2 separate regions of the Mus musculus genome follow, and region 1 is linked to region 2. A link is a contact called in ENCODE Hi-C or POLR2A ChIA-PET data. All regions are on one chromosome and are shown on one strand. Each heading gives the region's core, a stretch centred on a gene start or an enhancer-like site at or near the end of the contact. The rest is flanking DNA. Distances are from core to core; before and after follow the strand shown.

Evidence for each region. A loop is a pair of places that touch in the nucleus more often than their neighbours do. ChIA-PET counts read pairs that join two places held with the same protein, here RNA polymerase II (POLR2A).
Region 1: a map of left cerebral cortex shows a loop between it and region 2 (2.0-fold over the local background). The contact joins the promoter of Numb here to the enhancer-like site in region 2. A Hi-C loop is called at or near these places in 1 of 37 maps with a recorded cell type or tissue (left cerebral cortex). POLR2A ChIA-PET finds 5 or more read pairs at or near these places in 1 of 5 experiments (embryonic stem cell).

The regions. Positions count from the first base shown.
Region 1 is chr12:83,840,953-83,844,514 of GRCm38, forward strand. It overlaps Numb (NUMB endocytic adaptor protein), which reads right to left and starts at 1,406. Exons shown (of 10, transcript NM_001136075.2): 1 at 1,266-1,406. The coding sequence starts at 1,391. Gm46367 (a long non-coding RNA gene) reads left to right here. Exons shown (of 4, transcript XR_001780655.2): 4 at 902-971.
Region 2 is chr12:83,797,988-83,801,307 of GRCm38, forward strand. Numb (NUMB endocytic adaptor protein) reads right to left here. Exons shown (of 10, transcript NM_001136075.2): 7 at 3,026-3,319; 8 at 1,521-1,670. Among named protein-coding and RNA genes, the nearest start is that of Gm46367, 23 kb to the right of the region's middle. Within about 2 kb of position 1,659, at least 1 of the 3 ENCODE cell types and tissues checked has a DNase peak (open chromatin) inside an H3K27ac peak, as active enhancers do; it is left cerebral cortex, where a contact is called at or near this core.

The sequences.
Region 1 (3,562 bases), core at 156-2,655, 43 kb after region 2:
CTAATGGTGGGAAGAGTTTAAAAGTGAAGACAAGAAGAAGCAAACAGGGCTGGAGAGCTGGCTCAGCAGTTAAGAGCACTGACTGTTCTTCCGAAGGTCCTGAGTTCAAATCTCAGCAACCACATGGTGGCTCACAACCATCTGTAATGACATCTGACCCCCTCTACTAGTGTGTCTGAAGACAGCTACAGTGTGCTTACATATAAATAATAAATATTCAGAAAAAAATAGAAGAAGCAGCAAACAAGCCAGTTAGCCCTGAATGGGAGTGGGGAGGAGAGGCGCTTCTTTTGACTTTTCTTTTGTTGGAGAGTGCTGGAAATAAACCCCTACCTCACTGAAAATGATTTAATTCTTGGTAACTGAGGATCTGTAGACGTCTCAGGACTTATGTTCTCATTAGAAGTGTTCTTACTTGGCCAGACCTGAGAGTGGAGGCTTCTGGGAAACCTCACTTACTCAGGAGCTGAGGAAGGACGATCACAAGTTCAAAGCCTACCTAAGGGCTACAGAGTAAGTTCAAGGACAGCCTAGATAACTTAGTGAGATCCCTTCTCAAGGAAGTAAAAAGAAGGCAGGGATGTAGCCCAGTGGTAGTGGGCTTGCCAAGCACACTCAAGGCCCATAGTGAGCTCCTAGGAGTCCCACCAACCCACACACAAACTGTTCTCACTTATACTTGTTCCAGATTATGTAGCACACAGCCTTATTTAAATAACTTAAACACAAAAAGAAAAATCACTAACTGCACAATGTATTTTTTTCTTATTTAATTCCATCACTGAAGCAGAATACGATTTTGGAAGGCTCCTTCACTAGCGTGAGTCATAGGATTACATATTCTATGGGCTATCAGTTTTTTGTTTGGTTTGCTTTTATGTTTTTGTTTATTTCCCCACAGAGAACCACAAAGATATGTGTTATAGTCTCCCCTCCCCCAGCCTGAAACCTGCTTGCTCAGGGGTGGAGCTTCCCGCTCAATCTTTCTGCCACGCCTACTGCTGGAACCTGCCGCTTTGCTGTTCTGAAGGCATCACGTGATCACCCTGCTACTGGATTATTTGGCGGGAATTGGGCCCCTCCCCCTTCCTTTATAACTGAGTGCCGAAATAGTAAAAATTGAACCTTGAGCAGAGAGCTTTGTCTGGGTTCCTTCCTTATCTCCCGAAGCCCAGCCCCTCTTCTCTTCCAGGTTTCCAAAATGCCTTTCCAGGCTAGAACCCAGGTTGTGATCTACTGGCCAGACACAACAATGTGTGTTTTACCTTAACTGGGAAGCTACACTTTCCAGTGCGGACTCCTTCTTCATCTGTCTGCCACTGATGTGGACGGCTGGCCTCTGGGACATAAACGTCTTTCTTTCTCCTGAAGCTTTGCCGTAGTTTGTTCATGTTAACTTTTACAACCTGAAGACACAGTGAAGAAATACCAAAGTTACTTCTTACACAAACTTCAGATGACCATTTTAGTACAAAACCCACCCCAAACCCTGAGGGCCCACACGAGGGTTATAGCTTAGTATGTTAGCATACTTCCTCTCGGAGTGACAGTGAGTCTAAAACTGCTCTCAGTCCGCTTTTTAAAGACAACTACAGTCCCCTCCAATGACAACTGCCCCAACAAGGGCGGCGTTTAACTTCTCACCTGCTTGATACCTCTCAAATGCCGGGATTACAGCCATGCCCTACTGTGCCTCAGTTTGGTGCTAAGGACTGAACTAATATTTTGTGCCTGCCAGGCACACATTTTGCCAACTGAGTTAGTTACATGCCCAACTCCCCATTCTTTCTTCCTGTGGCCTTATCTACCAATGTTACCTCTTTAATATCTAATTCACTCCATGCCCTTTGTCCCATGATTCATTCATTCTCAGACTCTTCCCCACCCCCTTCATTTGTAGCTATCTTTATTACTACTGGTAGACAAAAGAAAGATTCAAGTCTTCCTGATTTGATGGATATTAGGTAAGAGCCAGGAGAGCTCATGGTGCTTGGGTGAACAGTCACTCTTTTTCTAGTCTGTAGGGCAAGCGATTAAAACTACAGCCCCGCACATCCCAGGCAGGCAAGCACTCTGTGTCTTGGAGCCTTTCCTGTCACTTTTCTCTCTTCCTCTCTGCTCACTCCTCATGGAACCTGGTGGGGATGGAACCCAAAGGCAAAGCCACCTCCCCCAAATCCCTGATTTTTCTTTGTGGTACCTTTGCTTAATTACTGTCTCAAACTAAAACATGTCTTTGTTTACATTACCTACCTATTCCCAGTGAGGTAAAGTCTGCAAGGACAGGATACTGTCCTGTTCCCTGTTTATGCCTGCCTTCCTGGAACTGATCAGTAGAGGAGTTGCTCACATATACTTACTGAATGAATGCTGTTCAACCAACACTCACGATTAATAAACCATGCATGCCTGAGGTTTGGGTCACAATCTAGCTTATGTAGTAACTGGGGCACCCTGTAAGCTTTACAATGAGACAGACCTGAGTGAATGCTGTGCTGCCAGAGATGGTGATGTGACTGATGCAAGTAAACGGAAAGTTCTAATCCTTAGTTTATATGTCTGTCAGATATGGTAGTAACTGTTAATTCTCAGGGTCACTGTGAGGGTCAGAAATAATGTTACCTAAAGCAGCTAATGTTTCAAAAGGGAACTCTTGTTGCTGGGACTGGCCTTGAACTCTTGATCCTCTTTTCTAAGCCTCTCAGGTAGACAGGCCTGTATGTGGCCAGTGTTCAAATCAACTATTTTGAGACTTTTTTGTTTAACTTATTGCAAAAGGCCATTACTTAGACTGCTTCAAATAAAGGCCCATTTCATTCTAATCTGGTCTGACTACTGTTTTCTAAAACATCAATCTGACTGTACAACTACTCTACTTTAAAATCCTCTAATTGGCTCATATCACCTTCAAAGTGTAAATGCTCAGCATGGCAAACACAGTCTTTTTTTTTAAATTTATTTATTTATTATATGTCAGTACACTGTAGCTGTCTTAGACACTCCAGAAGAGGCATCCAATCTTGTTACGGATGGTTGTGAGCCACCATGTGCTTGCTGGGATTTGAACTCAGGACCTTTGGAAGAGCAGCCGGTGCTCTTAACCCCTGAGCCATCTCACCAGCCCCAGCAAACACAGTCTTATGCGGTCTCTTACCAGCCCCCATTCACATGTTAAGTTCCAGCTCCATTAATCTACTTACAGTCCCCTACAGGCAGGCTGTTTTCAGTGCCTCTCTCTACATGGAAAGAAACTATTTCAGTTTGCCTCCTGTAAAAGTCTACTCATGTTCAGTGCAAGCTCAAGAGACGCCAGCATTTAACAAAACACTCACTGTTGTTGTTCTGAGAAGTCTTTACTTGACCTCGGTCCTTCTACTTTCACGTGGTTCCATTTAAGTGTTTTGCTGACTTTTATTACTGTACATTAGAAACTGGCACATTTTCTAGTTCCTTAATAGTGAGCTGTATCCTACTTGTTTAAACAGCACCCATCCCTGAATTCTAATGTGGTGCCTGTCTGTCCTTGTATGACATACTGTAATTTTGAAGAAACAAACAACCA
Region 2 (3,320 bases), core at 409-2,908:
ATTTTTTGTTTCTGGAATTTTCTATTTAATGTTTTGAGATAGTAATTAACCACAGGCAATTGAAACTTCAGAAATGGAGGCCATGAATGAAGGGTCTACAGTTTGCCTATACAACTAGTAAAAAAAAAAAATCATATGATATGTGTTTCCATTTACTTTAATACATTTGCCATTTGCTGCTATCTCTGTCTTTTCCCCATGTAATATTCATAATATCCAGAGAGCTGGGCTTCCTCTCCTCATCTCCTCAGGCCTCTTCCTTTATCAGTCTCTAGTCTATATTCCAGCTTTCCATCATGTTTAGCATGGATGATGTCCCTTTAGCACTGGACAACCACACTGGGTCAGGGTATTGGTATTGTTTACCTGGGGCTATGAAACAACAACAAAACTACAACAGCTAGAGACTGGAAGCCCCCTAAAGACAAAGGACATCGCTCCGTTCAGGTTCTATAACCAGTGCCCTACAAGCAGACGGCAGTGGGATGTAAGTGGGGCAGGAAGATCTGAATTTAAATCCCAGCTGCACAGCTTGCACAATTCACTCAGCCTATCCGAGCCTCAGTCTTCTTTGTAATGGTTACCTTAAAGAACTATTTGAAGATTAAATAAGACAACATGTGAGCATTTCCCAGTGTGTCAGGCACTGTTTATCAAGTTTACTTTTTCTAGTACTACAAATGTCTGTTAGATGAGAAGGAAAGCTGTGCGATGATACAAAGGACACATGACTATAAGTATGTCAAAAGATTGAGACCCAGAAGCAAAACAAAGAGTTATGGCAGCTTCTTCCAGGGGTAACAGCACTGTCCTGTAGTGCAGCCCTTTCTACTTGAAAAGTTCTCAAAAGACATGGGAATGGGCAATTGTCAGAGCCACTGATTCACTGACCTGTGAGCTGGGAATTTAATTTAGCATACTGGGGGTTAGGGGGAATGGCACCAACTCCAACCCTGAAGTAACTCTATTGTCACAAAAGCCAATTTAGAGACCACAGAATGAACCAGTGAGCCAGAAGAGAGGCTTCTACTTTATGAATCTCAGTAGAGAGAAGGTAGGTCTAGGTCTCAATGTTAACACCACTGGCATTTTGGGATGGATGGTAATTTGTTGTAGGTGCTGTCTTGCATGTTGAAGGATTTTTGGCAGTACTTCGAATGCTATAATAATCCCAAAATGTCTCCATACAATGAATACCAAATCTTCCCTGAGGTGGCCAAATTGTCCTTGGTGGAGAATCACAGAGCTTAAACCAATCTTGACAGCTGTTCTGTTCCGTAGGTCAAGAGGCAAATAAAGCAGTGAGTGGAGGCTACAGAGACTTTCTCGGATGCGTAGACAGATGAATTCATGCCAAATGATGAAAAGCGGACAGCTTAGACAAGAGAACAAAAGCCCAAAGATGTGACTGACAGGGAAACGAGGGATGCTGGCAAGCTCAGGATGCCAACTTCAGTTCAGGAGAAGCATGCTCACAGGATTAGTTTTAAAGAGAAAAACTGAGGTCAGAGGTCACCTACCTTGTAACACAGGAGACTGTGGTGCCACCAATGTCACTGGTTTGGTCATTGGGGCGGAGGAGAAGGGGTCCTCAGAGGGCGTGCTGAAGGCACTGGTGATCTGGGAACACAAGGAGCTGATGCTCTCGGCCTCTCCTTCCACCTCGGGCACTGCAAGGCAAAAGGAAATGGTTCCAGACAGGAAAGAGAGGAGTCCTGAAATATGACGGTACAGTGTGGGCTGCCAGTTCTCACTTTAGCTCTTTCCCTTGCCGAAGGACAAGTCTCAACTGTCAGGCTACACAATCAGCTTCAGTAAATTAATACCTCAACTTTCAGACAGGAAAGTAGAAAACATCAGTAACTCATGCACTAAGATCATCTTTCTCTGCAAATCCCTAATCTATCTCTCTTTGAGACTTTGTTGGGAATTTGGTGGTTTTTTTTTTTTTTTTTTAATGTGAGGCTTTTTTGTATAGCTGGGTCTTTCTGGAAGATCTCTGCAACCTATTTTAACTTTCAACCAGTTCCCAGAAGCTACAACCCAATCAATTCTAGAGCTGAAATGTAGGATGCTAAAGACTTTGAGATTCTGGGGGGAGAGGGGATGGAGGAGGCAGGACAGGGCTCTGAGAACATTTCCTCATTTCTGAGCAAACAGTTTATGTGTACTGAACCTTTGCTCATCTGTGAAGAGAGAAAGATTCTGTGCTGCATCTGCCCCAGAGGGAGACTGCAACGAGGTACTTGAAGCACCTACAGTTGTTTTGAGGGTGCTGAGAGCTGAGAGCCTTGCCATCATCACCTAACTCCAACTGTTCTCTAAGCCGAGTTCTACTGCGCACAGGCCTGTCTTCTCTGCGCTTGTACAGTGTTGTCAGGAGTGTCTACTGAGCCAGAGCTTCCTCCTGGTCAGTTATGGAGACAGCATGTCTCGTCTCAGAGGGAAGGGTAATAGATAGGGCCAGTAAAAGCACCAACCAGATCTAACATTTTAGCTGTAGCGCGTATGATAAGGATAGAGCTTACAGATTGGCTCAGCTGAACTGAGGATACACAGCAGCCATGAATAAATGAGCGGCCACCTGCTCCTGATGAACATTAGACCTTAGATTTGTATAAGAGCCATTTAGAGTTTCTTCCCCAGGAAGCCAACCTCTCACATATACAAGGGACACTTACCCATTTCTTCTGTTCCTTTGACAGTGCTGCTATTAACCTGTAAATGTTTCTAAAGCCTATTTAATTCTCTGGGGTCCTATGAGCACAGAAAGAATGGAAATTTGGAACTTTTTATGTAAAGAAATAGGCTAGCTGAGAGAGAGTACACCCGTGTCAGGACAAACCACGGACCTTGTAGTTCAGGCTAGAAATTCCACTGTCACTACTGATGGAAGAGAAATTAACTACTCATGACCCTAGTTTGTGCTCATATGAAATGACACGCACTATAATAGTTTCAGAGAGACAGGCATGACTAACTTAAAGGGATTTGTGTTGCTTCTGACGGAGCTAGAGCACAGTACCTGTGTTTTTTATTGGGAAATCGGTCTTCCTCTGCATAGTGGAAGGCAACTCATTGATGCGTAGGGACAGCTGGCGTTTAAAGGGTGACATCTTCTGGCTAAGAGCAGGAAATCCCCGGAAAGAGCCTTGACGAGCAAGCTGTTCAATTGGTGCATGCCGGCGTGGGATAGCATGGGGATTGTTCATCTCTGAAGATGCAGTGCCATCCGGAGTGGGAGAGGTGGGAGAGGATGGGGATGGAGCAGTGTTGCCAGGAGCCACTGATGGACCAACAACTGTCTTGTCTGTCTCAGC